Regions from separate parts of the Homo sapiens genome. Here region 1 is linked to region 2. A link is a contact called in ENCODE Hi-C or POLR2A ChIA-PET data. All regions are on one chromosome and are shown on one strand. Each heading gives the region's core, a stretch centred on a gene start or an enhancer-like site at or near the end of the contact. The rest is flanking DNA. Distances are from core to core; before and after follow the strand shown.

Evidence for each region. Hi-C counts contacts between places; a loop is a spot of excess contacts on that map. ChIA-PET counts read pairs that join two places held with the same protein, here RNA polymerase II (POLR2A). Pooled maps may share reads with other maps.
Region 1: POLR2A ChIA-PET joins it to region 2 with 11 read pairs in Panc1. The contact joins two enhancer-like sites. A Hi-C loop is called at or near these places in 1 of 37 single-sample maps with no recorded cell type and 4 of 50 pooled maps. POLR2A ChIA-PET finds 5 or more read pairs at or near these places in 1 of 52 experiments (Panc1).

Annotation. Positions count from the first base shown.
Region 1 is chr1:230,261,077-230,263,776 of GRCh38, forward strand. GALNT2 (polypeptide N-acetylgalactosaminyltransferase 2) reads left to right here. Exons shown (of 16, transcript NM_004481.5): 12 at 1,497-1,589; 13 at 1,846-1,929. All of the region lies in intron 3 of LOC124904542, which reads right to left. Among named protein-coding and RNA genes, the nearest start is that of PGBD5, 160 kb to the right of the region's middle. Within about 2 kb of position 1,356, at least 3 of the 41 ENCODE cell types and tissues checked have a DNase peak (open chromatin) inside an H3K27ac peak, as active enhancers do.
Region 2 is chr1:229,862,629-229,865,579 of GRCh38, forward strand. All of the region lies in intron 1 of LOC105373162 (a long non-coding RNA gene), which reads right to left. Among named protein-coding and RNA genes, the nearest start is that of LINC01682, 22 kb to the right of the region's middle. Within about 2 kb of position 1,358, at least 9 of the 41 ENCODE cell types and tissues checked have a DNase peak (open chromatin) inside an H3K27ac peak, as active enhancers do.

The DNA of each region.
Region 1 (2,700 bases), core at 106-2,605, 400 kb after region 2:
TTCTCTTTTTTTTTTTTTTTTTTGCTATTATAAACAAAGCAGAAGTGAGCATATTTTCACATGTATATTTCATTCCTAATTGATTGCTGCCTTGAGATAAATTTCTAGAAGTAGAGCTGCTGGGTCAGAGAATAGGTGCATTCATATGTTCTTATCTGTGTTGAATGGCATTATGGATAATAGTCCATATTCTACTTACTAAAATGAAAAAGTATATATATCACCTTATATGAAAGATATAGGCCCCATACAGAAATTATTTTAATAATGGTATCTCAGATCAGTTGAAAGTTTCGCCATTTTAAGGAATTATTTTAAAAGGCGAGCATTACCTCCTTACTGTATTTATTTTGGAAGAACACAGTGCCTTCCTATGGGGTTCTTAAGGAGGGCTAGCTATAGCCTGAAGTGGGAGTCCACCTTATAGCCGAGACCAGAATATGGGAGCAAAGAGGTTAGCTGTGTGCTTGCTACTTCATGGATGCTTTAAGATAATTCTTGGCAGAATACACTGCTGATACCTATGCAGATGATAGCTTTTAATGCATGTCAGACATTCAAGAGTAGCTTGTCCCAGGGGCTTTATTTATGGCAAATCATGGTTCTCTCTATGAGATTTAAGTACATGGTTTTCTTTCCTTCTAGAAAAGCCGGCTGGGCGCGGTGGCTCACGCCTGTAATCCCAGCACTTTGGGAAGCTGAGGCGAGTGGATCACAAGGTCAAGAGATCGAGACCATCCTGGCTAATGTGGTGAAACCGTCTCTACTAAAATTACACAAAAATTTTAGCTGGGTGTGGTGGTACATGCCTATAGTCCCAGCTGCTCAGGAAGCTCAGGCAGGAGAATCGCTTGAACCCGGGAGGCGGAGGTTTCAGTGAGCCGAGATCTCGCCACTGCACTCCAGCTTGGCAGCAGAGCGAGACTCCATCAAAAAAAAAAAAAGCTAGTGCAAACATGGCAGTCTTTCAGCTTAGCCCCGCAGAAAAGAAAGTGATTTTCCCAGGAACTCTTATCTTATGTAGTCTGAACTTTAATGCAGAGCTGTCTGATAGTGTCGTAGCCGTGACGGAGAAGGCCGTGGGGCCTGGAATCTCCTTGCTGTGCTCTGTGGCCCCGGCCCTCTGTGGACGCGTAATGTGAGAGTTTTTAAAGAGTAACTTTCTTTTGTCCTTCTTTAAGATATAGACCCCAGTCCCTCCTTTAAAATATTGGCTCGTGCTGTAATTTCCACTTTGCCTTTTGCCCTTTGACCATCTGTGTGACAAGAAAGCCATTCCAATGGTTCAGTAAGCACCCGCTGAGGCTGGCTCCCCACAGGTCCAGCTCGAGGTGCTGGTGGGGACAGCCCACCCTCTGCTGTGTGCCGTGATCCCAGCTGGAGCTGCTGCACACCCAGAGGGAGCCGCCTCAGTCACACGCCAGCAGACAGGTGCAAATGGAGTGATGCAGACAGAAAGAAAGGAAATCACACCTCAAGATTTATTTTCTTTCTAGAAACACCCGCCGGGCAGCAGAGGTCTGGATGGATGAATACAAAAATTTCTATTATGCAGCAGTGCCTTCTGCTAGAAACGTTCCTTATGGAAAGTAAGTGGCAGTTCTGCCTTCTCACAATTACTGGGGATTCTTGGGGTGTGGGGGTGGGAGGTAAGGGGCTGCCCCCAGCGTTGAATTCAGCTACCCAGGTGCCAAGGCGGGAAGGGGTTGTGGGCACAGGAGCATGGGCAGTCCACACCACACCACCTGCCCCAACCCTGTTCTCCTCAGCAGATTTTCAAGTTTGATGTAGAAAGCCCATCTATTCTTAAAATTTATAAAGGAATCTTATTTCCCTCTTCTCCAGTATTCAGAGCAGATTGGAGCTTAGGAAGAAACTCAGCTGCAAGCCTTTCAAATGGTACCTTGAAAATGTCTATCCAGAGTTAAGGTAAGTCCCCAGGGATCTGGGGTTTCACTTTGTAAGGGCTTAGAAGCCAGTAAGGCCATAGAAGCAGCAGAGGGGAAATGGAGGTGGGGCTGCAGGCATGAGATTGGGCACCTGGGCCCCAGTGAGAGCCTGTGGTCTCACTCCATGGTGTGGAGCTGAGAATCTGCTCCCAAGTTGGCCTGCTGCTGTCTCTGTCCTGCAGAGCTGCCCTCCCATGCTTCGGAGTCCCAGAGGCAGTCCCCCGGGCCTCACCTTGTTTTTGGCTTGTTCTCCATTGGCAAGGTGATGGGCTGGGTGACCTGAAGGACTGGTGTCTGACAGGCTCTTCGAGTGACCAGGAGCAGTCCCCAGCCTCCGCAAGCATGCAGTGTCTGCAGCCAGCCCTCGATCCCCCCGCCAGGCGCCTTTGCATGCCTCCGATCTGCTGCGCTCACCCTTGCTGCTCCTGTGGGCCAGCAGATAACAGCCCCCACGAGGCTCCCTCCTCCCAGCTAGGTTAATCACATGTGAAACGGAAGTAATAATGCTGCTGCCCCACGTCCCTCCGGAGGATTCATGGCAGAAACACCTTTCTGAGCATTATTTCCACACCCAGCCTCTTGTTTTAAGCGAATACGAGCTCCCCATCTGGAGGGACCTGCTGATAACCTCGTGAGAAGACCTATAGATCCGCTGGGGTGGAGGAGCCATCTGCACTTCATCTTCTTAAAGGGACTGTCAGGCAGGTCGTGCCTTAATGCGGCACATTCCTTATTCTAAATATTCCCAGAG
Region 2 (2,951 bases), core at 108-2,607:
CTCTCTGGGTACCTCATATAAGTGAAATCATACTGTTACTTGTTCTTATGTGACTGGCTGATTTCACCGAGCATGATGTCCTGAGGTTTCACCCATGTTGCAGGAATCTCCTTCTTTTCTTTTTCTTTTTTCTTTCTTTTTTTTTTTTTTTATAGACAGAGTCTCACTCTGTTGCCCAGGCTGGAGTGCAATGGCATGATCTCTGTTCACTGCAACCTCTGCCTCCCAGGTTGAAGCTATTCTCCTGCCTCAGCCTCCCGAGTGGCTGGGACTACAAGTGTGTGCCACCACGCCCAGCTAATTTTTATATTTTTAGTAGAGATGTGGTTTTGCCATGTTGGCCAGGCTGATTTGGAACTCCTGACCTCAGGGGATCTGCCCGCCACAGCCTCCCAAAGTGCTGGGATTACAGGCGTGAGCCACCGCGCCCAGCCAGAATCTCCTTCTTTTTAAGGCTGAATAATGTTCCATTGTATGTGGAGCACGTATTGTTTGTTCCTTCTTTCACCAGTGGACACGTAGGTTACTCCTTCCTTTCACTATTGTGAATAGTGCTGCTGTGAACATGGGTGCACAAGTATCTCTTTGACACCCTGCTTTCAATTCTTTCAGGTGTATCCTCCGAAGTGGAATATACTCACATGGCAATTCTATTCTTAATTTTTTGAGAAACCACCATGTGATTTTCCACAATGGCTGCACCATTTTGCATTCCCACCAACAGGGTACAAAGGTTCCAGTTTCTCCATATCCTCACCAACACTTGTTGTTTTCTATTTTGTTTTGTTTATTATAATAGCCATCCTAATGGGTCTAAGGGTGGGTCCCATCACTTTTGAGTCCCATGTGGCCCACTATTGTAGAATGGGGCTTGCATTTGTAAAAATTTCTGTTTTTCAAATTAAAAATTAATAACCTACCATTTTCACTGATTTATACGTAAAGTCATGAGAGGATGTGATTGTCACATCACAGATGAGGAAACTGAGACTCAGAGAAATGAAGCGATTTCACTGCCTCTCAGACGTCCAAGATGAAAGAACATCTAAGAGGCAGTGGCGGGCCCAGCACCGGGACACTCGGGCCACCCTGGCAGGGCTTGTCACTACCTCCGTGCCAGGCAGGGGTCAGCCGTTTACTGAGTTGTCCCATCGATTCCTCACACCAGCCTGGGAAATTAAGCATTCACGCCCTCACTTTACAGGCTGGAAACAGAAAGGGAGGTTAGGAGGAGGTCAGCATCTCCCACAGGGAGGGCAGGGCCGGCTGGCTCCTCCAGCCCTGGTCCTAGGAGCACTTCCAAGGTTTCCTTCCCAGCTGAGATCCAGCTGCTCACTGAAAGTCAAGCAGGATAAAGAAAATCAAGTGTTACTCACTGAACAGCAGTGAGAAGCGTAAGGGACAAAGGAAGGCCACCGAGTCGGGAATATCCCACTGCTATTAGCCAGGTCTCAGTGGTCTGTCCCAGAGGGAAGAAATGTAACCTCTGAGTCTTGTTTTCTTCGTGTTCAAGCCAAGGAAGCCAGTTGCCCAACCTCCCAGGTGGCCCAGAGGATTTAATGTAAGTAGCCTAATACAGGACCTGGCTCAGGCAAACATTACTCTCCTTCTCCTTCCCCTTAACAGGGGCTGAGTCCTGGCCGTGTCTGCCCAACCCCAGACAGAAGCGGCATCCCAGCCTGGGAAGGGAGAAGGGCCACAGAGTGTGGACTCATGAGAGGATGATTTAGGGCCAGCAGCAGTGTTCTCGGTGTCATTTGGCATGCCACCATTAGTCAGCTTCCACCAAGTGCCAGGGCCCTATAAATAGCTGCAAGGGTGACATTGCTAAGGCTTCTGCCTTAGAAACTCTCTGCAAAGGACACTGGATCACCCAGGAAAGTGTATTTGTATTCTAGGCAGATATAGAAGTTATGCCACTGAAAATAAAGATTTTATGTATTTGTACATATCTATCCTATAAATAAAATTTATATCCACCTTCCGGGGGTCCAGTCCCACCAGCTCAGTCCTCATTTAATCTGTATGGTGGTTATTAACAGTGTCTGGGAACGAACTGCAGACCTCTCTGAAATATCATCCTTGTCAGTCCCAGGCCTTTCGAGCAGAGCGAGATCTCCTTACTGGGGAATTATGGCGTTCATATTAGCACGCCTGCTAAGAAATTCTTATGCTGCGATACACACTTCCCTGAAGTGTTTCATGGAAATTAGATTTCGGGAGAACAAAATCACAGAGGGCTCCAAGGCTGCAGGAGGCGGGGATCCCTCTTTGTTACCGGTTTGCCCAGTAATTAATTTCTTCCCCAGCTCAATTTGAAGGAAAAGATTGTGCTCATTAATTTATCGTCCACCTGTTCCTGAGGATTATTTTGATTGCTTTTTAACAGGAGACTTTGTATTCAGTAGGGAGATTTAATATCATCCCAAGAGCTGGCATCTGAGTGCAGCGAGCCATGTTATTCTGAGTGATTTCCACCCAAACAAAAACAAGCGCACTCGGTGACTTTCACAGCAAGGCCCTGTCATTCGAACCCTCTGTGCAGAATCTCACGGGGCACCTCCCTTGGTGCCCTCTGCCCTGCCTCGCTCCCTTCTGTGGAGTTTAGGAAGATATTTTGGGGTATCTGGCTCATCCCATATCCCCTTGAGAGGTGACAGCGTGCTGGCAGTCCTCACAGCCCTCGCTCGCTCTCGGCGCCTCCTCTGCCTGGGTTCCCACTTTGGCGGCACTTGAGGAGCCCTTCGGCCCGCCGCTGCACTGTGGGAGCCCGTTTCTGGGCCGGCCAAGGCCAGAGCTGGCTCCCTCAGCTTGCAGGGAGGTGTGGAGGGAGAGGCGCGAGCAGGAACTGGGGTTGTGCGCGGCGCTTGCCGGCCAGCTGGAGTTCTGGGTGGGGTGGCTTGGCGGGCCCCGCACTCGGAGCGGCCGGCCGGCCCTGCGGCCCCGGGCTG